7 separate regions of the Mus musculus genome follow, and all the other regions are linked to region 1. A link is a loop called in an ENCODE intact Hi-C map of the cell type or tissue named here. Cell type or tissue: left cerebral cortex. All regions are shown on one strand.

Region 1 (4,000 bases):
ACACACCTTTAATCCCAGCACTTGGGAGGCAGAGGCAGGAGGATTTCTGAGTTCGAGGCCAGCCTGGTCTACAAAATGAGTCCAGGACAGCCAGGGCTACACAGAGAAACCCTGTCTCAAAAAAAAAAAAAAAAATACAAATACAAATTTAGGAAGTAGCAATGAAATGACTTTATGGTTGGGGGTCAGCACAACATGAGAACCCCCATGTTGTATTAAAGGGTCAGCATTAGGAAAGTTGAGAATCATTGTTCTATGTGGAGTGGCTGTTTGTTGCTTATGACCTTGAATTCTCACGAATTCATGAGATTATTATTGTTGTTGTTGTTGTTGTTGTCGTCTCTTTTTAATGGGCAACTAGTATGTAGTATGCTGAGCCCTTTCTGCCCACCAGGCACTATACGGACTGTTTTCTGTGTGTGTGTGACCTTGACTCCTCATGAGCTCATGAAATGAGTGTCATTGCTGTGATTGTTGTCTTTCGCCTTTTAATGAGCAACTGGTGTACAGACCAATTAAGCAACCTGCCCGTGGTCAGTTGGCATGTGAAGGATCTGCTGTCCCCGGGGACACAGCGTCAACCACGCAGGGAGACAGAGAGCAGCCTCAGATGGCGATACTGAGCTGTCTGGAAGATATATTTTTAAAACGTATTTTTAGGACGAAGCAAGGTGTAGAAGAGTCTGTATAATGCGCTGTATTTTTAAAGGGAGACATATGGCCGTACGTGTTTGTAGCCTCACAGTATGTAGAAAGCTGTGCAGGAAGCCCGTGTACTAATTGTTGCCTGGGGGAAGTCTCTGGGAGGCCAGGGTTGGGGTGGGGGAGAGCCACGCTTTTACACTCTTTACATTTTTTATATCTGCCTTTAAAAAATATGGATGTGTGGGTCCCCTGTTCGGCATTTCTAAATTATTCTCATTGCTCTGTCAGCTTCTTGCAAACACTGTCATAACAGGTTCCTCGGGAGGGCCAGGAGGAAGCAGGTGACAAAGGAAGACCTACATCCCAAAGATGGGTAGCAGAGGGCACAGCCTGTGCTCTGTGGTCCAGTCTCCTTCCAGTCAGCCAAGGCTTTTAGGTCTTTCTTGTTATCCTGCCCTCGGGTAGGAGACTCCTTGGGAAGCACTAACCTTCTGTAGCTCACTACTGCCTCCCCCAGGCAGAGATGGACAATGGCTACCAGTCATCACTTGTCATTTCAGGTTTTTCTATGGGCCTTTGCCCTGTGCTCTTTAAAAGAACTCCACCTTTTAAAGAGCACAGGGCCCACCCCAGTTCCACATTCACCTGCCCACCCCAGGTCTCTGCAAGCTACCACTCAGCACTTGCGGCCAGGAGTGACTCCTCTCTCCTGCCCCTTCTCTTAGCTTCCCAACCATCTTCCCTCGGATCCAAGGACTCAAGCCCGCTGCACCTGCTGGGATTGGATGGCACTTCCTCGTCCACGTCGGAGGTTCCTCTTGGAGCAGCAATCTCTAGGGTCAGCCTCGCCCTGGGTGAAACGTTAAAATGCAAGCTCAAGACCCACCTCTCAGAGGCAGCTTGCCTCAGTGGTCCAGAGCCACCTAAAAGCGCACATATTTAAGCGTCCTCTATCCCCATTCTGGAGCAAGTGTCAGGTGGTCTCCAGAACAACCCAGTCTGGTTGGAACTTGGAAATCCCTAAATTCTGTTCCCTCCTAGGATGGGGCCGAGGCGGGGCTGGAAACAAAGCTGTTAGACGGAGGCTTCTAAGTTTTCACCCTGTGTAGGCAGCAGCAACTGTAGAATGGATCTGAGGGTGGGAAAATCATGCTTTAGAACAAAGGTCTCCTCTGGAGAAAAGACACCAGACTCGAACTAAGTCCTCAGTTGGCCAGCAGTAAAAGATAGGAAGGGGGAGGAGGTATAAGAGAAAGGTGGGAGAAGCAAAAGAGAAGTTGCTTTCTCTGTCAAGACAACTGAAGGGACCTAATTGAGTTAGGCACCAAGTTCCAGGACCCAGTGAGCCCAGGAAGAGAAACCAGGAGACCTGGAGCTTCTGAGTGGCCACAGGGCAGCAGGCAGTGCCACAGAGTCACTTTCCAGACTCGCAAACTGAGGCCAGAAGGTACCGAATCTCATTAGAGTTCCCAACTGTGACAGCATGCATTGGCGGACGGGTTGGAATGTGGACACAACACAGAGGCCAGTCGGAGCTGCTACTAGTCAGCGCTCCAAGAGGGGCGGCGGCAAGGCTAGGCTGGCAAGGCTAGGCTCACCAGGCTGGGGAGGCTGGAGAACGGCCGCGTGACCACAGCGCCCCCTGGCGGCGGCCGGAATCGTCGCGTAGAGACATGCGTAAGAGAACGGAGATCAAGGCAGCCTCAGATATTCACTCCAACTCTAGAGTCTGAAAAGGGTGATATCAAACCTTTTACTGTCGCTCGGGTCACACTCAGTACCATCCTTATGTGGTTGAGGTAACTGAAGGTAAAGAATTATCAAGTCCTACATAGGTAAAACTTAAACATCACAGTCCTGATCCAAAGAGAATAAACGAGAAAAACTAAACTCACTTTAAGAAGAGGCAGCACCAGTAGACCCTAGACCTCAGCTTGTGTGCAAGGGCAAAATCTTGAGACTCCAGCTCTTTGGAGCCTAGCATCGGGGATCAGGTCATGAAGCCAGAGATCTAGTGGGGCTTACCACAGTAAATTGACCAGGGTCAAGGGATGCCTTTTCAAGGCTAGTGGTATGGAGACCCAGGCAAAGCCTGTGACAGCCCCAAGACTTAAAAAGGACGAATATCTGGAGACTCTTAAGAGGAAGAAGGAAAAACAACAACTGTTTCTCACTGCTGCCACTACCCTGAGGAACAAAGCCAAATACTTGCTTCTTAAATCTAATTACTTGTGAATTTCTGTCCTTGACTATATGGGGACTCACCTACCTTTACATACTCAAAATTGAATAGGCATATATCCACACTCAAATGAGTTCTCCCCTTTGTGATGTGTGGCTAGATCTTGGTGCAAGGCATGCTGGGGATTTTGTTTCTGTGGAGCAGTGAAGACCGAAATACTATAAAAACTGGCAAAAAGTCATAGGCAGGGAGGGGGGGGGACACCTCTGAAAGTCTTCCTAGAATAGGCTGTTCCTCCTCCTAGCCCCAGGGTCTGGTCACTGAAGCTCTCCCTGCTTGAGCTGCTCTGTGCCCAGTCCTTCCAACCAATAATCAGACTCTTCGGTTTTCTCAAGGAAGCTTCCCTGAGTGCTGTGCAAAACTCTAAAGCAGGGGATCAAGGGATGGTTCAGTGGTGAAGAGCATTTGTTCTTATAGATGACCAGGTTCAGTTCCCAGCACCCACAGGGTGGCTAACCACCATCTGTATCTCTACTACTAGGGGATCTGACACTAGGCCTACATGTGGCACACATGCATGCATGAAGGTAAACCACCGGCACATTATATATGTATATGTACATATATACATGTATATATCTAGAAGAAGAAGAAGAAGAAGGAGGAGGAGAAGGAGAAGGATGAGGAGAAGGAGAAGGAGGAGGAGGAGGAGAAGGAGAAAGAGAAGGAGAAGGAGAAGAGGAAGAGGAAGAGGAAGAAGAAATGAGGAGAAGGAAGAGGAGGAGGAGGAAGAGGAGGAGGAGGAAGAAGAGAAGGAGGAAGAAGAGGAGGAGGGGGAAGAGGAGGAGGGGAAGAGGAGGAGGAGGAGGAAAAAAAGAAAAAAAGAAAGACCCAAGGCTGCCAGATCTAGGTAGCTTACGTGGGGTTCCCAACAGGCACAGGAGACACAAGACTGAGGGTGAAATCTCAGGAACAGGATTGATGGCCTAAGAGGTAATGACAGAAGGAAGAAAAATATCTTCAAAGTGTGTGTGTGGAAAGCACACAGAAAAGCACAAGTGCTTTGCAAAGCCACTCTAGGCAACAGAAGGAAGGCCTCAGGAACGGGGTCCCTTGAAGGACAAGAGGGGGAGCATTTCTCCACACACTCACAGGCTCCACCGGCAGCTCTGG
Region 2 (4,000 bases), 690 kb before region 1:
CCCACTCCCAGACTGGAAGAGATCTGCAGCTCCTGTCATAATCAATAAAAGGGAGAGGCCACTGGGCCTTCACAGACCAACACTGCACATAGATGCTTTCCATAAATGGAAGCTCTTCGCACAGTGTGCCTGTAATGCTCTCTAAGTGAGCGTGAAAGAGAGAGCTGACAGTTTTGGGTCATGGGCAGCATCCCTGGGGGTAGGCATAGGGAATGTGACCTGGGAAGACTGTCAGAGGAGGTGGGGACCTGCATCCCTGCAGAGGGCTAGGGAACAGATGATAAAAACCCAAGGTAGTTAAAGGGGAGGGCACTTTTTCTGTCCACAAGGAAAATTTTAGGAAAGTGAGCCATGGAGCCTAGCACAATACAAGGAGGACCTGTTATGGCAGATGTGTCTTAAAGGAGGAAATGGGGAAACTTTACAAACTGAGATTCAGGAAGGGGGATAGAGCAGGGACAAGGTGTACAGGCACAGCTGCAGCCAGCAACTCTAAAGAAAGTATAGAAGGGTCACGAAATGGAAATATAGAAAGAACAGATTTCATCATCTACCAATCACTTAATGTGTTATCCTTCAAGATCAGAACTCAACTGTGCCTAGAGTGAGACTCAGGCCTTGGCCCAACTTCTATTGGGAGTCCCAATTTCATGTCTTCTACATTGAACATCCCAGCACCATGGGAGCTAGTGATGGGCTCCCACAACACTGAACATGACAAACTCCATTTGCCCTCAGGAAGACAACAATATCCTCTGTATTCTGCTGCCCTAGACCATGGGCTGGTGGAAGCTTAGAGATAGCAAGAGCCATGATGGGGAAATCACATCAACCTAAGCATTTGTTGACACTGTCTCTGTCCCCTGAGCCTCTTCCAACACCATGTACCAGTGATGCTCTTGATGTGACTAAGTCTTCTTATGACCTAAAGGATATGAGCCATATCCTATGTGGGTTGCCAACTTGACACCCAATCATATCATTGGGTAGATTTCCCAGGCCATTGTCCTAAATAAGTTTCTTTCCTTCTGCCCTCTTTTACCCCACTAGGCTCTGTGGGGACTCCTAAAATTCTCACATTATACCCAAAGTATGACATTTTCAAATCTATTGAAGCAATCTCTTCCACCTTTGGCTCCCTGTTCAAGCACCATGGGTCACCCTGCTTTTTAGACCTGCCAATCAATTAGGAGCATGCCACTTCCAGATGTTTTTTTTTCCTTGTCAGTGATAGAAATATTGTTCTGGAAGGGCTAACAGAGGTCAGGCGCATTTTCCAAAGCACTATTATTGAAGATCACTTCCAACATGCATTCAAGAAATTCTCCCTTAGGAAGTCAGTTCACGAGGCACCAAGGCCAAAATCATACAACTGGTAAGTAAAGCCTGGTAGGCAGAAGAGTGATCAATGAAGAAGATAAAAGGAAAAGTACTCAGCAACTCCTTCAGTGTATGCTAACTCTGAGCTGGTCTTGTAGAGATCTATTACAGGGTTGCTAACTATGTGTCCAGCATGTGCGTGAGCATGTGCATGCTGTACAGATGTATCCCCGCTTGATTGTTGTGTAAACAACCCAAAATTCCCATTTCATAGACTCGATGGATCATAATGAGGAGACTTGAGCAAGAACAGACAAGATCCCTCAACACTGAGTGTCCAAATTTGGACCTGAGTCTGGACATCTTCGAAGCTCATTCTCTTTCTGTTCCACAGTACCCTCCCTCTTCATCTGCCTCTCTCACCCATGTTAGGAGGAAATGTCAAGTCTAATTCCTGAGTCTTGAGCTTAGAAAGTCAGGCCAAGAAGCACAGCAAATATAGTACACATGACATATCTGGTGGGAAGCTAAAAAATGTCAAGTTTTGAAACCATGAATTATTTTCCTTCTGTTTCCTCAGATCAGCACAAGCCCATCTGCGTATGGTTTTCCTAAGGCAATATGCTAAGAACAAGTTCCACCCAGGTCCCTTAAGCCTCTCATGACACTGTCAGAAGATGCATAAAAATCACAGGGGTTAGAAGTATGGTAACAGCCTGTGTAGGAAGACCTTACTGCTACCTTTTAATATCCCAGTTTGATTGTCAGTGTCTCTGCTTCATTTCACAGAGAATATAGCTTCATTCTTCAACCAGAAAAATAGAGGTTGTTAAGACATTCTCCAGGACAACACACTCTAAATTTCTTACTAAGGTATGCGTAGCTGATATTAGAGAGAGGAAGAGGAGAATACATACTCAACATTTTTGTCCCATTGATTTTTTTTTATCTCCATAGTAATTGTGTGTAAGGTGTGCTATAATCACTCCATTTTACAGGATAACCATAGTAAGGTAGCATATATTTTTGTCTTCAGTAATTACTGAATACCAGAAAATATTCATTTGGGGAAGCATAAACATGTGTTTGAGAGAATTAAGAGCTTGAATAAATGTAATCAGACTCAAGAGCAAAGGTTCAAAGCAATACTGCTTAGAACAAATGCGACCCAGTTTGCCCATTTTGTAGATAGAAATATTGAGACCTAGACAAAATGATGTTTCTTGTAATACATTAAAGTCTTGTGTTCTTTTTTCCTAGCACTTCCAACAGAACAAACTTTCTTAAACTCTCTGAGAACGAACTATCTGCAAGAGATGCTCTCAGCATGCCGCCACTCATATGTCTTTGCTGAAAGACCACACCCATGTCTTAGTTTCCCATGGCGTACATCCACAAAATTCTCAAGACTGGTGGGAGCCACATGACTAGAGCGAGCTGAAAGTTACACTACCCTGTGCAAACCACAAAGACAGTGCTTTCTCCCACTGACTGTACAGAGGCAGGAAAGTTTGAATCAGGGAGTGTAGCCTATAGATGACTCATCAGATAACGGGGCCTGCTGCCAAGTCCAAAGACCTGAGTTTGATCCTCAGGACCCACATGGTGGGAGAAGAGGACTATCTCCCAAGGTTTTTCTCTGATCTCTACATGTGCCCTTAGGGTGTGTGTGTGTGTGTGTGTGTGTGTGTGTGTGTGTGTGTGTGTGTGTGTGTGTGCAGTGCACATAAAAAAATGAAGATGTAATACTTTTTGTTTTTTAATTTTTGGGTTGTTTGGGTTTGTTTTCTTCCTGATGGACAACTGTGGCATTTCTTACCGCAAAGCCCCATGAGATTAAGTCGAATGAGTCTCCAGCTGAGGAAGTGCCAGTCTTTGGCTTATTTTCTTTCACCCTAGTGTACTTTCCTCCGTTTCCTTTTCCTAAAACAATGTACCCTTCCTAAATCATCCTATGGCGCTCATCCCTGTCTCTAAGGAGGCAAAAGTCTCTGAGAGTAGGCAGAAAAGTCCCTGTGTCATCATCCTTTGGATATTGGTAATCGAATATTTCACAGCACCTCAGTTTGAGACTTCAGTGTTGTATAAGAACCTGAAGCCTTAGAGATATTGGGCAATGGTGTTATTTTAGTGATGGGATGGTACATGTCCAATGATGGGAAGGAACTCATTCAGCTCACACAGAATTAGAACCCAACCTATTTCTACCAAATAATAATTTATCAAGACCAAAACAAGGCACATCCCTATTTCTTCAATGGAGTGTATGTCATTAGTTCTAATCTAGAGAAGAACTTCTCTGTGCTAGTCAAAGAGGGGACAACATATGGTGCTCAAAATGTTAAGATCTGGTTGGTTATACTCTTGCATATGGCTCAAAGAATGAAAGCTATGCTCTGTGTCCCAACGAGCACTTTCATTGTACCTTTGACCCTGGCTTCCCATGATCCTAAGGTACCCTGAGGTTTATCCATTCCACCTCATCTTTGCCTAAACTCAAGTATGCTATGTTTTTATTGGTCTACAATGGTATGTGTTTGTATTTACCAGTTGTAATTCCACACTAGCAATAATCACGTTAAAATTTGTATAGCCCAGTATTAAATGGAACACACCTAGATTATAAACAATTATGGTATATATGGAGTCTGGTGCGTTGTTTATCCTCCTTGCCTGAAGT
Region 3 (4,000 bases), 87 kb before region 1:
CTGCAGTTGGCAGAACTCTTTGGGAAGGATTAGGAGGTATGAACTTGTTCAAGGAGATGTGTCACCGGAGACTGGCTTTGAGATTCTGAAAGTTCATGCCACCATGCCATTCCAAGATGATTTCCTTGCCTCCTACTTGAGGATAAGATATAGTCTTCCAGCACTGCTCCAGCACCATGTAGCCTGCTGGCACTCTTGATGACCATGAACTCCAACTCTCTGGAGCCAGAAGCCTTAATAAACATTTTCTTTTACAATTTGCCTTGGTTATACCTTCTTATCACAGCAATGGAAAAGAAAAGAAGACAGAGACCTTGTCAGCTAGAGCTAAGCCTCACGTAGGTATGGAACCCAATAGTCTAAGGTTAAAGTTTGGTGGCTTTACATCTCAGCCTCTGGGTCCTTTAAAAAGGACTTTCTGGTTTCAGCAGCTGAGTAAACACAGCCTATTTAATGTTTCCTATGAATTCACCTAATGTTTGGTCAACCTCAAGACATGGGTAGCTTTTTTTTTTTTGTCAAGTCCCTATCCAAATACATCATCATAGTTGTCGTCATCATCATCAAAACAAAAACTCAGGGCTCAAAGCTGAGTTTGATTGTTGCTGCTCGCTGGTATTTTGTTTTATATGGAGATGGGGGGTAGGGGGTAGTGCAGGGTGTGTTTGTGTAGAGTCCAAAAGTTGGCCTGGGGTATCATTCCTCAGGAGCTGTCCATCTTGGGGCCTGGGGTTCACTGTCTAGGCTAGACAAACTACCCAGCCAGCACCAAAGAATCTTCCTGTCTCTGCCTACCCAGTGCTTGGACTATAACCACCCTCTACTAGCCTGACATTCAGTGTAATTTCGGGTGTCAACTCAAGTCCTCACACTTCACTGGCTGAGTCATCTCCCCCAGACCTCCCAGGGGTTTTGTTGGTTGGTTCCTTGGTTGGTCAGGTTTTGCCTTTGACTTTGAGACAAAGTCTTGCATTGCAGATGGAAGTTGGCTAGAGCTCCTTTTATAGTCCTGACAGGCTCTGAACTTAAAATCCTCCTGCCTCAGCCTCCTAAGGGCTGGGATTATAGAAGAGTGCCCCATGCCTAGATTTCACTGCTAAGTTCTTAAGACTGTGTTTTGACACATCCTTCCAGCTTTACTGTGCTCTGCTTATTTCCTGAAATGTGTTTTGATTGGGAAGCGAAAGGCTCGGTGTGTGAAGTGTCCCTCATTGAGGAAGCTTCTGATTTAGAATGTGAATTACATTCACAAGCCACCGTTGAGAGCACATCCCTTTTCCAGACCACCTAGCTCTCTCACTTGTGATTTGAGCACGGGGCAATTTGAGCACTGCTTCATCCTAAGAAACACACCAAGACACAGCAGAAATCTCTCCAAGCATGGAGAATGTCATGTAGAGACACTGCCATTTGGATGTCCCTAAAACCCTTGGTTTAAGATTTCTTGTCTGGCAAAAAAAAAAAGAAAAAAAAAATTCAACTGCATGTCGAGTGGGGTGGGTGTAGCACCATCTTTAATCTCAGTTCTCCTTTCTATTTCTGCAGCATGAAGTCACTGGGCTGTAATTGTTTGCCTCCCTGCACAGTGCTGGAGTTCCCGAATCAAGCCTGTATTGAGGCAGGTTTTTTTTTAATTCTAACTCTACCAAGAGTGGGTGGAAAGAGTTCTGCTGAACTCACAAAGCTGTTTCTAAAGCCTGCATTTCATCACCATCTTTACATATCAGAGACTCAACTCAACATGGGTTCTCTCTAAAAGCTGCTTCTACTCTGACTGCCCAAAAAAATCTAAATTGGGAATTCGAGGGAACGATTCCCAGCGTTCAAAGTGGTTATTCCCATCTGCCTAGATTTTAATTCCCCAAAATAGCCTACCAGGAGCCTCAGAGGTGTGGTTGAGGAGAAAAAAAGATGATCAGTCACCAAGAGGAATTCTTCTTTTCCACAGTGAGCAGACCTGGCCCCCTACAGGAGGAGAAGCCACCAGCTTCCACAGTATCAAACCTCGAGTGGCAAGAGAGATTCTCAAAGAGCTTCACCACAATGAGATATCACTTCATCCTGGAAGACTGGCAGTTATCAAGAGAAAGGAGAGCCCTGGCCCGCTGAAGGCAGAACTGCACATTAATGGAGACCTTACAGAAAATGATGTAGGTATTCCTCCAGGGAAAAAAAAAAGAAACACAACTACTGTGCAAAACAGCAACCTGCTTTCTGGGTGTACACATGAAAGTCACCAGATCAGTTAGCAGAAGAGATCAATCTGTATCCTCAGTCAGTCATCACAGCTGTTAAGATACAGGCTCAAACTAATTGTCCATCAACAGAGGAAGAGAGAGGGAAAAATATGGTACATGTGTGCTGTGAAATACTATTCTGCCTTTCTAAAGAAGGACACGGAGTCCCTTCCGATTGGCGCCAGCACTAGGTCACCTTGGGTGCAGAGTTGGTGAACATCCCCAAGGTCCCCTAGAGGACTCTCCACTCGATCTTTGGACCACGGAGATTACCAGATGGTGAAAGGCAAATGTAAGAATCTTACTAACAGAAACCAAGACCACTCACCATCATCAGAACGCAGCACTCCCACCTCGCACAGTCCTAGGCACCCCAACACACCCGAAAATCTAGACCCAGATTTAAAAGCATACCTCATGATGATGGTAGAGGACATAAGAAGGACTTTAATAACTCACTTAAAGAAATACAGGAGAACACTGTTAAAGAGTTACAAGTCCTTAAGAAAAACATGAAAACACAACCAAACAGGTGATGGAAATGAACAAAACAATACTAGACCTAAAAAGGGAAGTAGACACAATAAAGAAAACCCAAAGTGAGGCAACACTGGAGATAGAAATCCTAGGAAAGAAATCTGGAACCATAGATCCAAGCATCAACAACAGAATACAAGAGATGGAAGAGAGAATCTCAAGTGCACATTTCATACAGAACATGGGAACAACAATCAAAGAAAATGCAAACTGCAAAAAGATCCTACATCAAAACATCCAGGAAATCCAGGACACAATGAAAAGACCAAACCTATGGATAATAGGAGTAAATGAGAATGAAGATTTTCAACTTAAAGGGCCAACAAATATCTTCAACAAAATTATAGAAGAAAACTTCCCAAACCTAAAGAAAGAGATTCTCATGAACATACAAGAAGCCTACAGAACTCCAAATAGACTGGACCAGAAAAGAAATTCCTCCCAACACATAATAATCAGAAAAACAAATGCACTAAATAAGGAGAGAATATTAAAAGCAGTAAGGGAAACGGATCAAGTAACATATAAAGGCAGGCCTATCAAAATTACACCAGATTTTTTACCTGAGACTATGAAAGCCAGAAGATCCTGGACAGATGTTATACAGACACTAAGAGAACACAAATACCAGCCCAGGCTACTATACCCAGCCAAACTTTCAATTACCATAGATGGAGAAACCAAAGTATTCCACAACAAAACCAAATTCACACATTATCTTTCAACAAATCCAGCCCTTCAAAGGATAATAATAGAAAAAAAACAAAAACAAAAACAAAAAAAAAAAAAAAACAAGGACAGAAACCATGCCCTAGAAAAAGCAAGAAAGTAATTCTTCAACAAACCTAAAAGGAGACAGCCACAAGAACAGAATGCCAACTCTAACAACAAAAATAATAGGAAGCAACAATTACTTTTCCTTAATATCTCTTAATATCAATGGACTCAATTCCCCAATAAAAAGACATAGACTAACAGACTGGCTAAACAAACAGGACCAAACATTTTGCTGCTTGTAGGAAACCCATCTCAGGGAAAAAGACAGACACTACCTCAGAATGAAAGGCTGGAAAACAATTTTCTAAGCAAATGGTCTGAAGAAACAAGCTGGAGTAGCCATTCTAATATTGAATAAAATCAACATCCAACCCAAAGTTATCAAAAAAGACAAGGAGGGACACTTCATACACATCAAAGGTAAAATCCTCCAAGAGGAACTCTCAATT
Region 4 (4,000 bases), 590 kb before region 1:
AGGGGAGGGAAAAAATATCTCTGCATCCCATTTCAGGTTCATGGCTGAGGCTCCTGTAACAAAAGACAGATTAAGAAGAGAAAAGCATACCAGTTTGTTTAACATGCTATATGACAAAGGAGACTTAGATATAAAGCAGCGAAGCACCCAGGAAGCCTATGTGTTTTGATGCTATGTTGGATGAAGAAGTAGATTGAATGGCAACACAGTGGGAGGCATTTGGCAAAGCCTGTGTGTTCCTCATCTTCTCTATAACCCAGTGTCTTCAAAGGTGAAGATGCTCTTAGCCTCAAGACAAATGACAAGGGGAAGAGAAGTGTGATCTTTCTGATTCTGATTTGTTCCTTAATACCTTGCCATATTTGGTGTTAGCATGTCATGAACCCTAACTATTTGTAAGACCCTATGTGTGTTTAATTGTTGCTTTGAGAGAAGTGTTGGAGATCAGAATTGAAAATCTCCATCATGCCCCAAATAGGGAAACCTGAAATGGACCCAGGCCAGTATCCCAGAAATAAAGATCTCTTCTGCTGGGGAGCTAAAGGCTAGATGAGCTCTCCAAGGAGTTTCTTCCCAATGCTTCACTTTCATGACACAATTGCCCACTCAACAAAAAAGCTGAGCTGCTACCATGGAGCTGGCCTAAGATGGTAGCTGGTTGAAAGGCTGATGCAGGGTTACCGGTTTGAGACCAACCTGGATGACTCAGGAAGACTCTCTAAAAATATTTTTAAAATGTGGTGTGTGTGTGTGTGTGTGTGTGTGTGTGTGTGTGTGAGAGAGAGAGAGAGAGAGAGAGAGAGAGAGAGAGAGAGAGAGAGAGATAGGGAGGGAGAGAGAGAGAGATGTGTGCATGGAAGCACATGCTATGGCATGCATGTGGAGGTCAAAAGATAACCTTGTGGAGATGGTTCTATCCTTCTGCCTTTACATGGGTTCAAGAGATAGAATTCAGGTCTCCAGGCTTGTGCATCAAGTGACTTCAGTTGCTCAACTATCTCACCAGCCCTAAAAAATAATAAAATAAAATAAAATAAAATAAAATAAAATAAAATAAAATAATAAAAAATAAAACAACAACAACAACAAAAAACCCAACCAACCAAACAAAAAAACCTTTTAAGTAGCTGAAGGTATAACTCACTGGTAGAGCTCTTGCTTAGTGTGAATAAAGTCCTACGATCAATCCCTAACACCACACACACACACACATACACACACACACACACACACCCCTCATATCAAAAGCCTGGACAAGTGATTCCTAGGATATTCATTATAACTGTGAGCTACATGGTGCTTCCCCTTGTCTGAGTCCTACACAAAGTGCCTCGGAGTAAGCACCTTTACCTACTGAGCCATCTTCCAGACCCTGGGAATGTTTATTTTATTATGCTTATCTTTAAACTCATCGTCCAATATTAACAGGGATCTCTACCTAAAAGGAATGCATCATTCAACACTGAGGTAGGACCTCTACACAGTGTGAGGCAGGAAGCCACCACTGCCACAGAGTTTGAGCAGAAAACGTCATTGTTGCCAGCTGGAGAGGCATGCAAGGCTTCCTGGAGGAAGTGGAAACCAGGCTTGAAAGCAGGTACAACGTGGGCATCACAAATGGGAGTGGTCATACTTGGACAGCTAAGGAGCATGAAGCACGCAAGCCAATGGTCATGAGGGCATTCTGAGAAATTCAGTCTTCCACAGTTCAAGTTGTGTAGAAGAAATGGGCAGCAAACGGAGACCCCTAGTGGCTGGGTGTCTGCTTTCTGTGGGTGACTTTGCTCATAACCCAGAATCTGGGCTGAGATCCTCCGCAGGACTGTTTACTTCTCATTCTCCCTCCATCATCTGGCATAGCAAACACTTCAGGCTTCTTTAAAGGCAGTAGTCATTGAGAGGCCAGAATTGAAACCCTAGAAATCAAAAGGATCCTTGAACCCCCATTCCCATTCATCCCACTCACATTCTGATGTCTGCATACAGCGAGCACACTTCTCAACCTGATCCCCTTTTCTCTCTTCTCCACCCTTGGTACTTCTGAGCACAGAACTCAAGTATCACATTATCTGTGAAGAAAGGCTGCCTCTGCCTGGCCATCTGGCAGCTCAGACCTGCAGGTTCTCTCCTTGGAATACCTATACGCTGCCATCCCAGCCAATTAGCCCTTGTCACACTGTGTTCAATTTATCTTAAGTAAAAGTAGTTATGGTGGAGACAGTGTCCTGCACACTCAGAAAACCGCTGCCTTATTACCTCAAAGAGTCTAGGACAGTTATTGACTGGGACTCTTTTCTGTAATGAAGAGCATGTGCCAGGAGCGAGGATACCTGGGTTTACCTTCTATGTCTGACACTTAATTCTGTGACTTAGATAATTTACTAGCCTATCTGGGCCTTGATATTTCTCATCTGAAATATGGGATATCAACAAAGACCACACCATGTGTATGATTATCATTGCCATGAATCCTGTGGGGAAATAGAGATCTCAGAATAACAAAGATTCTTTGTTATACAACATGCCTATGCTGTAAGTGTTCTGTGCAGAGATGTTTAACTTTTTCATTACATTTATTCTCTCTCTCTCTCTCTCTCAATCTCTCTCTCTCTGTGTGTGTGTGTGTGTGTGTGTGTGTGTGTGTGTGTGCTTGTGTGTGTTGTAAGTGGGTGTGAACATGCCACAGCACATACATGGAGGTAAGAGAATAGCTCTCAGGAGTCAATGCTCTTCCTCCTGTCATCCGGGTGATGGGGAGCTAACTTGTCATCAGCCTCGGAGTAAGCACCTCTACCTACTGAGCCATCTTCCAGGCCCTGGGAATGTTTATTTTATTATGCTTATTTTTAAACGCATTGTTTTCTGTGCCTAGCAGCTATCTTGAACACACATGGGCAAGTTCCCCAAGGTCCCTTCTAGCCTCCAGCATTTTTCAGCCCCAGCTGCCATTCTGTGTCCTCAGAATCCCTGGGGAACTTTGAATGTCATGTGCTGTCCCAGTATACAGGCTGCCTGCTATCAAGGCACCTCCCATCCAGGAACTGAGCTTGCTAGGGAACACACAATCTTCACTTGCCTGGGATAACTCAAGGGTAGAAGAACTCTCTTTCAAAACATTCAGCTCTTTTTGTTACTGTTATTTCCAGAACATGAATTGGATCTTTAAGAAAAAAAGAGAGAAAGAAGTAACTGATCTGTTTTGTGCCAGAGCTGTCTGGTCTCTCCAAACACTTAATCCAGCCGCTCTCATTGTCTGGGATCAAAGCGCCTTCCCCACACTCGAGCTTTGTTCTTCTAGGAACCAACGAATAGGCTGAAAGCAGAGCTCCTTCAGTCTTCCTGCCCCCCTCCGGTTTCCTGAACTTTGAGAGAACAAAGATATTTCCCAAGCAAGGATCCCAACTACAAGGTGCTAATAATTGGAATCACATGTTTGGGGTGGGGGTGGGGGGGCTTGGACAAGTGTTCCCTAAGTCAGAAGGCTTCTAGGAGTGGGAGGGGAACAGCCATAAAGAGAAAAACAGTGGAGATTTAGGAGCTAGGATCTGCCAGCCAGGAACTCTGTCCCAGGAGGAGCCAGGAACAGAACCTAGAGCTGGAAGTGCTCTCACTCATCTCAAGGCAGGCAGAACACTCTCTGACAAGTGTATCTTTCAGGAAGGATGCCCTCCATCCATCTGCCATTGCTGATAGGTTTGCAGTTCTAGACATAGAAGGAGGAGGCTATGTCTAGGGTCCTGCATCTTTCTGTGCGGTCTCTTGGGTGTGCTGAGGATAATTTAGGGGTTGCTGAGAGTGACAGAGCACAAACTAGGAGGACACTGGTTCGAGTTAGCACCACCCACCCTTACAGCTTGTTAATATGTAGGTGATTCAACCAGGTATACCCAGTGCCAGTGTAGCAGATTTACAAAGAGCTGGGGGATCTGCAGTTCTGGATGCAGCGGGATCAGGGACTGTCCTTTAAGAACCTCTGTTCTGTACAACGAAGTCTCCAGAT
Region 5 (4,000 bases), 290 kb before region 1:
TGAGCAGTGCCCTTCGTGTAAACTATCTTGGAGTCTCTTGCTCGATGAGGATATAACAGATTCCCCAAGAGTGGTAGGTCCAGATTGTACATCAGGGTAGCTTACTTGATAAAATAAAAAATAAAAAACAAACAAACAAACAAACAAACAAAACACCAGAAATCACTTCCCAGTAGCCACTTGTCTGTGAATCCTCATGTCTGGACCTGCTTCTAAGGTCTGTCTTGTAGCACTCTTACAGACCTGGAGAGACACAGAGAAATCGAGTTCTGTGGAAGTAGAGGGTAAAGGCAGAGAAGATATGGAAGCCAAAGGTTAAGAAGGCAAAAGAAAAAGCCAGGGGACCAACTCCTCTTCTACAAAGATGGCTCAGCCCTACAGGGATATCAAAGTCCATTACTAAGCCCAAGTATATCTTATAGAAACCATTCTTCCTTGAGGAAGACATAGAAGTTTCCAAACTCTACCTCCCAGAAAGTCTAAGTGGATTCACAAGACAAACCGAGGGAAAGGTGGGATGAAGGGAAGTTGAGCTTAATAAGACCTGTGGTCAGAACTAGCTAGCCCTTCCAGATCGTTTCCATGTACCTGGTACTTTGTTAAGCTCTTAGCAAGAGTTGACCCATGCATTCATCACAATCCCCAAGGGAGGCTACAGTCATGAACTTCATCAGCTCACTAGCAAGAGGAACGTATCACAAAGAGGTCAAAAGTAGTCATTTGCGTGTGTTGAGCATTAGATATAGGTTCAAACGCAGATGCCTGGTTCCCTAAATGGCATAACAAGCTGGTCATATGGCATCTACTCACATCTGCCCTGCTTTTAAAGGATATCAAGATTTTCAGAACATATCAAAAAACAAACAAACAAACAAACAAACAAACAAACAAAAAAAACCCACAAACTTGTAGCCTCCAAAAGCTTGTGTCTTTGGACCTCTCTGCCTACATGAATTCAGTCCCAAGTGAATCTCGGTCGTTTTAGTGAAGTCAGAATGAAGACTGAGCAATGTTGAGACAAGATGCCAATGCTCAGGGCAGGAACAGAACAGAACTGAGATTAGTGTGGTCCCCTGGTAATGACCCTGCACAATTCCCATTTCACTTCCAGGAGAGAGCAAAGACCAATGCAGTTAAGTACTGACTCCCCTGTGGCTTCCTGAACTTCAAAACTCACATTCCTAGATTGGTACCGGTCATACTCATACTATCCAAGGTGCTGCAGTGGGGCAGGTGGCCAGAGCACGTCCACAATGATCTTTAGACTGTCATGGCCATGAGCAGTGGTCTCATGAGCCACGGACCAGAGCCCAGAACTCTAGACTAACCAACAAAGCAAGTAGCTATTAGAGTGTCATTGCTTTCCTTTGCTACAATAAAACCAACATGTGACCCAAAGCATGCTGAGGAAGAAAAAGTCTACCTCAACTTTATAGGTCTATCATTGAGGAAAGTCAAGGTCAGAAGTTAGGAAGGAATCATGGGAGAAATCAGGCTTGTTCTCTCAAGCTTGCTCAGCTCTTTTTTTAATACAGCCTAGGCCCACTCTAGGACTGTGCCACTCACAGTTAGCTGGACTTTTCACATCAATTGGATACCAAAAACATGGACTACAGATCCATCTAATGGAAGCAACTCTTCTCGGGTGGGTCATGATGATAACCAAGGTGAGTCACCAAGCAGAGATCCTGCTGGGGAGGTCCTGCCGGAGGATTCCAGGGTTCCAAGCTACTCAGAGCCCCAGGATTTTTCTAAGATACCCACCACCAGCTCACTGTGTTCCCTTGGGGTCTGCTCACTTCAGCCCAGGGAAACCTCACTGACACCCAGCACGGATTCTCTCAGTCTACCCTAGGCGTGAGCTCCTTCTGTTTCCTATAGGGCCCATGTTTATGAAAATAAAAATCCACAACGCAAACAGATGTCTACAAGTGGAGTGGGTATCTGCAGAGGGAACATAGGTTAGTATTTCAGAATCTTCCCATCACCCTCCCACAAAATCACAGGACCTCAGCAGCTAGCAACAATTCATCTAGTGTTCCGGAGAAATGGGAACTTTTTAGGATAAAGGTCCTAATTTTTCTTTTCCTTTAGATTCTAAAGGTCTGTATGAGTTTTCTCTTTCTTAAACATTTTTTTTTATCCCCAGAGATCCAAGAAGTCAAAATGGAGCCTGAACCAGACAAAGTCTCTGATTAAAAGGTACCCCCCAGAGGAGGAGGAGAAAAGAAGCTTTTTAAGAAAATAAAAATAGAAAAAGCAATACCAAAGGCATGGGCTTTTTTGCCACTAAGAATAGCAGCAGCCAGCTCCCTGCACTCTGAGCCCATCTTCTGAGGCTCATTGTGGAGGGAGCTAGAATCCATTTTCTGTTTCAATTGACGTTAATTTCATCCCAGCATATTTCAGGCCTCTCATCACAAGATGATTCATTGCTGCGTGTAAGCGAGTACAATCAGCTCAAATATTTGTAGTCTTCATGCAATTGCTGTAAGAAAACAGGGGACTGCGTGCCACACATCGCTCCCTGCTCCCCTCCCTCCCAGCCGGGCCCAACTCAGGACTGAGGTGTTGAGCTTCAGAGACACACAGGGCTGCTGCTTCTCCTCCGCTGGATAAGACTCACACAGAGCATCCATCCGGAGAGACCACCAGCTGCTGCCAAGAGACTACTTCCACAAAGAGGGCGATGCTCTTGAGAGTCTGGCCAGCAATGCTTGCAAGGAAATAAATGTTGGCAGACCTTGTCCTCCCACCTCCCATCTTCCAGCCCCTGTATCAAAAACAAACAAACAAACAAACAAACCTCTCAGCACATTCATTTTCCCAGTGGTTATCTTAGCATCCAAGACCTGCATGGAAGCAGGTACTCTTAGCTTCACAGCAATTGTGGAAACCAGCGTAAGCTCCAGCGTCAGTGACAGATCTGCCTCAGAAGAATAAGGTAGAGTGTGATAGAGTCAGACACTTGACATTCTCCTTTGGTCTCTACTTATGTGTGCATATAAGCACATGGCATGAAAACACATCCATCATCATCATCATCATCAAAAGGAGGTCTAGAGTGTTTTTTCCATCAACACAATTGTGTGCACTGATCCAGAAAGTTTAAACTCCTTGCCCACAGAAAAAAAACCTCATCTGACTCTAAAAATGACCATCACACAAAGGATAGGTCAGTCCAAGGAGGAAAGGGTACACATGATTCTCTCACATCAGTGGTGGTGTGTTCTGTATATCCACATGTACAAAGTGCTCGGACAGAGACAAGAGGGCAGAGTTTGAAATGGAGGCTGCTGTTATTTACACAGAGAGATGGCTTTAGAGAACACACCTGTAATTACAGACACTCTTACAGCCTAGCAGCAGGAAATAGGAGAAACCCCAGAGCTACGGCCCAACCGCTTCCAGGGAATGTGTTAACTGCAGCTCTGACCTTGCCCTTTCCTGGATTTTCTGTCATACTTTTTACAGCCAAGGAATGGCAGGGAGTTTCTTCCCCTCGAAGACCAAGGAAATCTGCTTTTGAAACTAATAAAGAGCTATTTCCTCCAAGCAGCAGGAAGAAAATGTAAAAGAGAGGAATTATCTCAATTACACGTGAGACACTGGAAATGCACAAGACAAACCTCCATTGGCTCTAAACGTTATTTCTCCTCAAGAAAGTGAAATATGATAACTTTCCCTTCCCTAGACCAAAGGCATCTGATATGGATGTTCCACGTTCACATCAATATACCCCGCAGGATATTTGAAAGTTCTGATTTCATCTTTAATTTCCCCCGCAACAAGGTGAGTGTCTGATGATACTATTGCAAGAAGAGAAGGTTCAGTTCTAAAGCCAAGAGTTGTAACCCCATACATATTTACTCGCCTTTCCATGAGTTCTGGAAAGGGGAAATGGTTAAAACCACGCTCAGCCTCTTGGCATTTAACACCACTGGTCTTTCTATTAAGCACTTCCAAAGATAAAGCCCCAAGATGTAAAGACTTAGAACAA
Region 6 (4,000 bases), 580 kb before region 1:
CTGACCCATAGACCTAGGATCATAGAGAAGGTAGCCCATCCCTAGGACCTCTCACATTTCAGTTTAAAGTACCTGAGACCCAGTTAAGTGTGGCACCTCACACATTTAGTCTCAAGTCTTTGGATGTGAAATTAGAAGGATCTAGAGTTCAAGGCCATTCTCAACTAGAAAGTGGAGTTAAGACTAGTCTGGGCTACATATACTCCTGAAAAAAAATATAAAATAAAACAAAAGGTGCATGGAGCTTAGAGAACACTGGAGCACAAGGTCAGTGCATCCGTGCCCATCTGATGCTGGGGCCCAGAGAAGAAGTGCCTATATATGCCTGGAAAAATTGAGCAAAGATTTAGAGACATTGTGATTCAGCCAAGTTGCTAAGACCTGCCAGACAGGAAAGGAGGCCCCATTGACTAGAGGGGAACATTTATATACACAAAGTACTAATGAAAAAGAAAAAGAAAAAGAAAGAAAATCTAAACTGTGTTGCTAGAATGCAGGTTTCTATTTGGTGGGGAGAGTGGGAGAACCGGAAGGTTGGATTTCTACCCTCAAGGCAAAAGATAGAACTTCTTCTATTCCTAATGAAGACTGGAATTACCCACCAGGCTGCTACAGTTAAATCTCAAATGGATGGACAGAGCCTCCAGTCTTTCTTCCCTCTCTCCCCTCAAACTCTTGAACCTGAACTTGTCAGTGTGTGTGTGTGTGTGTGTGTGTGTGTGTGTGTGTGTGTGTGTGTCACAGCGAAGCTCCCATGTTAATGAGGGAACTCCAAGGCAAGGCATCTCATTCATATGCAAACACTCTGACACAGCCGCTCTATGAAATGATTCAGATGGAATATGCCAGCGTGCTTTTTCCCCCCAAACCCTTTCAGAGAGTTATGATGTTGCTACGTAAGTTAATGAGAGGAATGGCAGAGCAAACGCTGCTCTCAAAACCTGTCAACAGTATAACTATTTAGATGGGTATTAAAGCCAGACACTGTCATATAATTTGAGGGTATGGTTGAAGACATCTTAAGAATATTTTGTTTCTGACAATTGAATCGTAATTCTAATAGACATCTCCAAAAAAAGGAGTAGCAGTGGTAGCAGCCATGTTACGTTTATTTAGAAGCTCTCGAAGATCTTTGATTCAAAGTGCTGGCTGAAGTGACAAGACCTGGCTCTTAGATTGTCAGACCTGCCAAGGGGTTTTAGTTTTATTATAACACTAAGTGCTCAAGAAATATCGTCTCCATACGTGATGCGATGCAGGGTGCTATACATATATTCTTTGTTTAATCTTCACATCACATTTTTTTTTTGAGGTAGCAACTTGCAATATCCTCATTTTATAGACATGTAATTGGAGGCAAAGAGAAGACCCATAGCTTGCCCCAAGCTACATAGCTCAGGAGCAATAGGATGGAGCTCTCAAACTTACAACCTGGCTTAATTCTCACTCACTGCCTTATAACCCCTATAGGTAATGAATTCTCATGGGGGCAACCTGGACAAAGCTTTCTTCATAGGCACTTTGGAATACTACTTGCCTTCAATCACCAGTCAAAGTGAATTTTCATAAAATCTTGCAAAGAGGTAGTGTCTTTGGAAAAGCTGAACTCTGGCTTAGAATCTAGGTTTGGGGACACTCATTAGACATGCTGCTCCAGACAAATGTCTAAATTTGACCTACAATGGTCTGGTCATGTGCATCACAAGGATACTCTCATCTACTTTATAAAGTTGTCACTGGGAGAACACAGGATCCGAAATCAAAATTATGCAAAGGAATCTCCCTTTCTCTTCAGTTGTCCTCAAGTCTCTCTCTCTCTCTCTCTCTCTCTCTCTCTCTCTCTCTCTCTCTCGCTCTCTCTCTCGCTCCTATTTGCAGATCACAATGCAAGATCTTAGCTAGTGCCCCAGCACAGTGCCATATCTGCCTGCTGCCACATTTTCCATCATGAAGAATCATGGACCCAGGCTCGGAAACCATAAGCCCCCCACCCCCAATAAACTCTTTCTTCTGTAAGTTGCCTTGATCATCGCGTCTCAACAGAGCAACGGAAAAGCACCTAAGCAGGTAAGAAGAGCTCTAAGTGAAGAGAACTGAAGGCAAGCCAGAGATGAGACCAGCACCTCAATGCCAGCCATGCCTGACAGACTCTCCATGTGAATAAGAGCATGTTCTGCTGACCATAGTCTGGTTGTATGGCACTTCGTACTTCCAGCAGCCTTCTGCAATGGGTTGGATTATCTTTCCTTACACATGGTAGAAATGTGGCTTTCAGTGACTAAGTACCTCGCCTACACATTGCCTGTAAGCAGTGGATCTGGGATTTGAATAAATCTATCCAGATGCAAAGATTCCTCCTTTGGCCAAGACTCTGTTCTTCATTTCCATGGAGGGATCATTGTATCTACTTCTTAATCCTGGGCAAGAGCTGATGGATTATGTGGCTGTGTGTGAGAAAGTGTATCAAAGGAGCTGGATCTCAGCGTGTCGATTTCTCATCAGTCAATACCGTCTTAGAACTTACTGGTATCTACAAACCAAAAGAGGCACTAGGATGACAAGTCCACAGGAGGTGCCTCGACAGCATGGTGTTAGAAGGCTTGACCCTGGGTGAATAAATGAATGGAGGCCAAGGAACACTTCTCTATGAGAGCACAGCATTTCATCCTCACCATGAACTAAGAGGCAAGTTTTTAATCACCATTATTCAGAAGAAAATGTGAGGGTTGGAGTGCTTAAACTGACTGAAAAAGGATGCTTAAAGCATTGTTTAAGAACCAGATGCTACCAGGGCTATTAATACACATGGAAAAACTTCCGCCAGGATAGCAACACCCAAGCCCTGCTCCTAAGACAGCAAATCCTCAAAATCATGTCAAGAAGAAGCCTCTCTTTACTTAATAAAGCCAGATGAGCCTTTAAAAATAGTGCTGCGGTTGACTGTATTCCTGGAGCACAGGGCAGCTGAACAGAATATGCTATGTTTAATGCTATGTTCTGAGCAAGGCTTTCATCAGCAACGCAATAGGCAAAGCCTTGAGGGAAAGCTAGCCTTGGAATGTTTGGACATATACATTCTGAGTTCTGTTGTGAAATCTTTCAGTACCCTGCCCTCCTTCTCTGAGACCAGGGACAGGATATGTGGGGTTCTGCTGCTTGCTTTGTGGAATTAGCATATTGTGGTGGAAAGGATTCTCCAGTTGCTGAAATCAGGAGTAGCGGGTCTAAGTCATCCTCAGCCATTCCATCTATTAATCCTGACCCAGTAGGAAGCTCTCCTGCTGACTGCATCTTCCTCTAAAGTCCTTATAAGCACTACACAAGCAGCAGCCCATTGTGTGTCACAGGAGAAAGACATAAGGAAAAGAATACCACTAATATCACCACCAAAACCACCACCACCACCACCACCACCACCACCACCACCACCACCACCACCACCACCCTGCCTTTTCTCTTATTCTTGCCAGCAAGGTTATATTCCAGGGCCAGAAATAACAAGGGAACATGACTCAGCTTAATGAGATCCACAGTGGATACAACCTAAAGTGGACCTTCTGCCTTTCCCATGACTCTCTCCAAATTCAAACAGATTCACCCCACTCCCCAAAAGGCAGAGCAAGGAATCTGACTGCAATATAAGGAACAAAGTTGTTTTGGAGCACATCCCATTGTCATTACTCTGTTAATTGGTTTGTCCCAGTTTTGCTCCCTTTTTTATGATCTTTGGACAATAAAAAATGTCACCGCTGAGTTTTAATTTGTACAGTATGGCATGCCTCTTGATTCCATTTAAAGGTGGCCTCTGGGGCCAGAGGTGACTTGGAGGATAGCATCGCTCTCTGTCAAGTCCATAACATGCTCTCCTCTTCTCTGGTGCTTGCTTCTGTTTCCAAAGCCCCTCATCAGCATCTCCACCTGCTCACACATGCCGGCCAGGGTCTCAAGGCTGAACACCTGTAATCCTAGCACTCCAGAGACAGGAGAATCTCAAATTGCA
Region 7 (4,000 bases), 300 kb before region 1:
TTCATCCAAGATAAGTTGCCAATGACACAGCAAAAACCAATTCTGCTCCAGGGTGTTTATAGAGTTCCCTTATGAAAGCATGCATGGGGGATATACAGATGTGTGAGCGGCAAAGGTAGCTGCACCATGAAAAAGACCCCCTCCCTGGTGAAGTCTCCGGAACTGAATCCTGGAGTTCACCAAAAAACTTGAAGGCAGTTCAGCCAAAGAGTTTCCACCCCAGCAAATTATTTTTTGATTTATCAACTTGTGATTCTTGTAGCTTTCCGGGCTTCCTGAACCTCTTTAGTTTCAGGAACTAATTGAGCCTTGCAAGTTTGCTTAGCTTCCTGAATTTGAGCCCTTCTTCTCAACTGTTTTAACTCAGAGGAACTGGCTCCAGAAGAGAGGAGACACATGAAGATTTCTATACGGTAAATAAGCAGAAGCTGGTAATGTGTTGCATAAGGCAGGTGTCTTAGTCAGGGTTTCTATTCCTGCACAAAACATCATGACCAAGAAAGCAAGTTGGGGAGGAAAGGGTTTATTCAGCTTACAATTCCATACTGCTGTTCATCACCAAAGAAAATCAGGACTGGAACTCACACAGGGTTGGAACCTGAAGGCTGAAGCTAATGCAGAGGCCATGGAGGGGTGCTGCTTACTAGATTGCTTCCCCTGGCTTACTCAGCTTGCTTTCTTATAGGACCTAGGACTACCAGCCCAGGGATGACACCACTCACAATGACCACTTGATGACTAATTGAGAAAATGCCCTATAGCTGGATATCATGGGGGCATTTCCTCAAGGGTAGCTTCTTTCTCTGTGATAACTCCAGCTTGTGTCAAGTTGACAAGCAAAACCAGCCAGTACAGCAGGTGACAGAGACCAAAAACATCAGAATTGTCCTTAGTGTCCATCCAGTGTTGGCCTGTGCAAGATCCTTTGAAGCCTAGCAAAACAACTGCATAAAGCTAGATTTGATAAAAATACAGAACTTAAGTCTACAGAACTGTAGACTGCTCATCTGAACTTAAAAAGGTGTAGCTCTGCCATCCTTTCTAGAATGTTCGATTGTGAAATAGACACCATGCTTTACGTCTTTAGACATATTTTCTCTTGAGCTCTGTTCTGGATTCTGTTTGATGCCAAGTGATTCTAACATTGGTCTGTCGAGGAAGAAAGATTGGCTATCCTGTGACATGGAAACCAGAAATAACAGTATTGTGACACATACACCATTTCCAACTTTGCAATGAACTTGCTATGTAACCTCGGGCATCTTCCTTTCCCTCTCTGTACTTTCATATCTATTTTGGGCTGGTTGAACAAAGAAATCTGTAAAGCAATGCCCCAGCACTTTAATCTTTACACATGTAACTCTATCTACACACAGGAAGAGCACCCCACAGTTGTGGGCAATTTAACTTCTGCTTAACCCATATCTAGCACCATATTTTACATCAGAAACTTCTCTCAAACAAAATGCAATAAAATTTGCCAACAATTTTGCTCTAATGAAAAATGTTCTAAGCAACAGCAATGATTTTGGCAAAATGAAGCATCAAGATGTGTTCCAAATCTACAGACCCCCAGTGTGCAGCCACTGGAGCATGGCTGTTTGTGCCCAACAAAATTAGCTATGTTAACCTGCAGGTTCAGACTCCGTGGATGGTTTTTCTGAGTGGTGCTAATTTATATCTCAGGTTTCCCTGGTGCCAGACACCTGATTGCTTTGTCAGCCACATCCTGGAAGGGAACATCTGCTCAGAGTGTCTCAAAGCTACTTCCAGGAATAAACTTGAACTCTATACACAGAGCTATAGATTAAATGTATCTGATCTTCCATACCTGCTTCCAGTAACTTGGGCCACTGCATGGACATTGGCCAGAGCAAACATTTGTTCTGCCTGACTCAGTTCCTCTCAGTTCATCATTGTATGTTCTGCTTCAGCTTCAAGAATTCAGAAAGCTTGTCTTTCCACCACACTGGTTTCTACATTCCGGATGACTTCTCACACCCTAGGCATGGTGTTCTAGAATCTTCGGTGCTTATCTCCAGGTCACATTGCCAGCCTTACCTATGCAGAGTTAGCCCACACACTCTCTCCCTCTGAAACATATTGGTTGTTTCTCCCTCACAGTATAGCACCTGCCTCCACACTGGCTTATTTTTACAGAGATTATTCCCTTTAGGGGGACTTTCTCCTTATCTTTCTGCATAATGAACACCTACTCGCTTGTTCAACAAATGTTTGAGCACCTACCAGAAGGCATCATAACCTCAAGGATGGCTGAGACAAGTGGGAAAGAGACATAAATGAACTGTGAGGGTATAGCAAGATATGTGCAGTGGTACAGACCCAAAAGAAGATGGTAAGATTTTTCTTAAAAATGAAAATCATGTCCATCCCTGATTTGAACCTTAAGAGAAGAAGCGAGTGAATCGTGAAAGAATTGAATGGAAAAGACAGACATACATATGAGGGAGAGAATGAATGTGGGAATAAAAAGTAAACTAGCTATAACATGCATGCTATACACCATGCATGCTGGAAATTAAGGGCTGAGGATACAGAAGTTGGCAATGACCAAGTTTTATAAAGGAGATATGTCACCCATAAGCAGTTTTTGCATTCCTCTGAGGGCAAGAGAGTGCTTCTATAGACTTTCATAGAAGGGTGACCTGGGCAAACTTGACTCATAGTTTGCTAGCCTGGGCTACAGGAAAAGAAACAAGATTGGCAGACACATGTCCTAGTCATGTATCTTTAGTTTTTATATATTACTTGCTTTGAGATAGGGTGTTTCTATGTAACTCTTGCTGTTCTGGAACTCACGATGTAGACAAGACTGACCTTGAACTCACAGAGATCTGCCTGCCTTGCCTCCTGAATGTTGGGATTTAAAGTGTGCTCCATTACACCCAGCTGGACATGGATCCTTAGAACACTACTTGAGGGAATGAAGAAAGGAAAGGAGGGAGAAGAAAGGGAGAGAAGGGAGTCATTTTATGTTTTGTAACTCCCTGAATTCATTCCCAATAATAAGAACAGATTCATCTCAATACCCCTGGTCTTACCAAGAAAATTGGTGCGGGAAGGATTATAGTATGATAGTTTTATTAATAACATCAGAGAATATTATCTAATTTTGCAAATATGATCCAGAGACATTGGTAGAGCCTTGCACTAATGGGAATAGTTTCATGGGAAGCATCTTATTCAGTTGTCCCTGCAGCCCCACCAAGGCAGGATGGTGAATTGCAAACATTGGCTCAGGCAGTGTCCTCTGCATCCTGAAAGCATATAGTCCCCCAAGCCTAACCACAGGCTTTAGTGTTATCCAAGGGAACCTTTAAATTAGAATTAGAAAATAAAAGAAGTATCCTCTTTAGTCATGCTCCCTGTGTCCCGAGGCTTCACACTGATTCCGGGAACAACTTGTTAAAATATCTGTCACAGTGTTAACGTGTAATATTCCTCACAGCCTCGCATGCTTGAACATGTTGTCCCCTGCAGATGGTGCTGTTTGGGAAAATCGAGGAACCTTTAGGAGGTGGAGCCTCACTAAAGGCAATGGCTCCCTGGCAGCAGGCCTGAGAGCTTTATATCCTGTAGCCCTGCACCACTTCTGGTTCAATCTCTGATTCCTAAGTGAGAAGCGATATAAGCAGCCTTCTGCTTCTGCTGCTATATCTTCTCTGCTGACATGACTTCTGTCCCATGATGGCCTGTATCCCCTAGAACTATAAATAAAACTAAACTATTTTTCCCTTAAGTTACTTTTGCAAGAGTATTTTATTGAAAGAAAGTAGCTGGGACAATGCCCTTCTCATTGAAATGATTATGATAGCAGAAGGTCCATGATACTTTGTTGTTGTTGTTGTTTTATATTATCTCTTTATTTGGCCATGTAAGAAGGTAGTTATCCCAAGGTACTCCGAAAATAATGGAGACATTTTAAAGGTCTTGAGAAAAAGCAAAAACAAAAAAACAAAGTTTGAGGTCCATTATTGCA

The links. Peaks named below come from ENCODE experiments on the same cell type or tissue, not always from the same donor. Only the 100,000 strongest peaks of a DNase experiment are listed, where the experiment ranks them.
Region 2: a loop joins it to region 1, with 3.0 times the contacts of the local background. A loop is called at or near these places in 4 of 42 quality-filtered maps.
Region 3: it touches region 1 in a loop (6-fold over the local background); 4 of 42 quality-filtered maps call a loop at or near these places.
Region 4: it touches region 1 in a loop (2.5-fold over the local background); 3 of 42 quality-filtered maps call a loop at or near these places.
Region 5: a loop joins it to region 1, with 5 times the contacts of the local background. A loop is called at or near these places in 7 of 42 quality-filtered maps.
Region 6: a loop joins it to region 1, with 2.5 times the contacts of the local background. A loop is called at or near these places in 2 of 42 quality-filtered maps.
Region 7: a loop joins it to region 1, with 2.6 times the contacts of the local background. A loop is called at or near these places in 7 of 42 quality-filtered maps.

The regions. Positions count from the first base shown.
Region 1 is chr8:104,026,571-104,030,570 of GRCm38, forward strand. All of the region lies in intron 1 of Gm32728 (a long non-coding RNA gene), which reads right to left. Among named protein-coding and RNA genes, the nearest start is that of Gm32728, 8.2 kb to the right of the region's middle. In left cerebral cortex, CTCF peaks have their summits at 1,164 and 2,286 (motif pointing left); DNase peaks (open chromatin) are centred at 752, 1,095, 1,436, 1,731 and 1 more place; H3K27ac peaks cover 1,811 bases.
Region 2 is chr8:103,337,402-103,341,401 of GRCm38, forward strand. No RefSeq gene overlaps it. Among named protein-coding and RNA genes, the nearest start is that of 1600027J07Rik, 8.1 kb to the right of the region's middle. In left cerebral cortex, no CTCF peak of the experiment used is centred here; DNase peaks (open chromatin) are centred at 1,830 and 2,805; H3K27ac peaks cover 472 bases.
Region 3 is chr8:103,939,510-103,943,509 of GRCm38, forward strand. No RefSeq gene overlaps it. Among named protein-coding and RNA genes, the nearest start is that of Gm32728, 95 kb to the right of the region's middle. In left cerebral cortex, a CTCF peak has its summit at 1,969; a DNase peak (open chromatin) is centred at 1,731; H3K27ac peaks cover 1,468 bases.
Region 4 is chr8:103,439,641-103,443,640 of GRCm38, forward strand. No RefSeq gene overlaps it. Among named protein-coding and RNA genes, the nearest start is that of 1600027J07Rik, 94 kb to the left of the region's middle. In left cerebral cortex, a CTCF peak has its summit at 1,761 (motif pointing left); DNase peaks (open chromatin) are centred at 1,771 and 2,990; H3K27ac peaks cover 639 bases.
Region 5 is chr8:103,739,132-103,743,131 of GRCm38, forward strand. No RefSeq gene overlaps it. Among named protein-coding and RNA genes, the nearest start is that of Gm39235, 18 kb to the left of the region's middle. In left cerebral cortex, no CTCF peak of the experiment used is centred here; a DNase peak (open chromatin) is centred at 2,454.
Region 6 is chr8:103,447,318-103,451,317 of GRCm38, forward strand. No RefSeq gene overlaps it. Among named protein-coding and RNA genes, the nearest start is that of 1600027J07Rik, 100 kb to the left of the region's middle. In left cerebral cortex, no CTCF peak of the experiment used is centred here; DNase peaks (open chromatin) are centred at 790, 2,306 and 2,844.
Region 7 is chr8:103,731,561-103,735,560 of GRCm38, forward strand. No RefSeq gene overlaps it. Among named protein-coding and RNA genes, the nearest start is that of Gm39235, 11 kb to the left of the region's middle. In left cerebral cortex, no CTCF peak of the experiment used is centred here; a DNase peak (open chromatin) is centred at 2,159.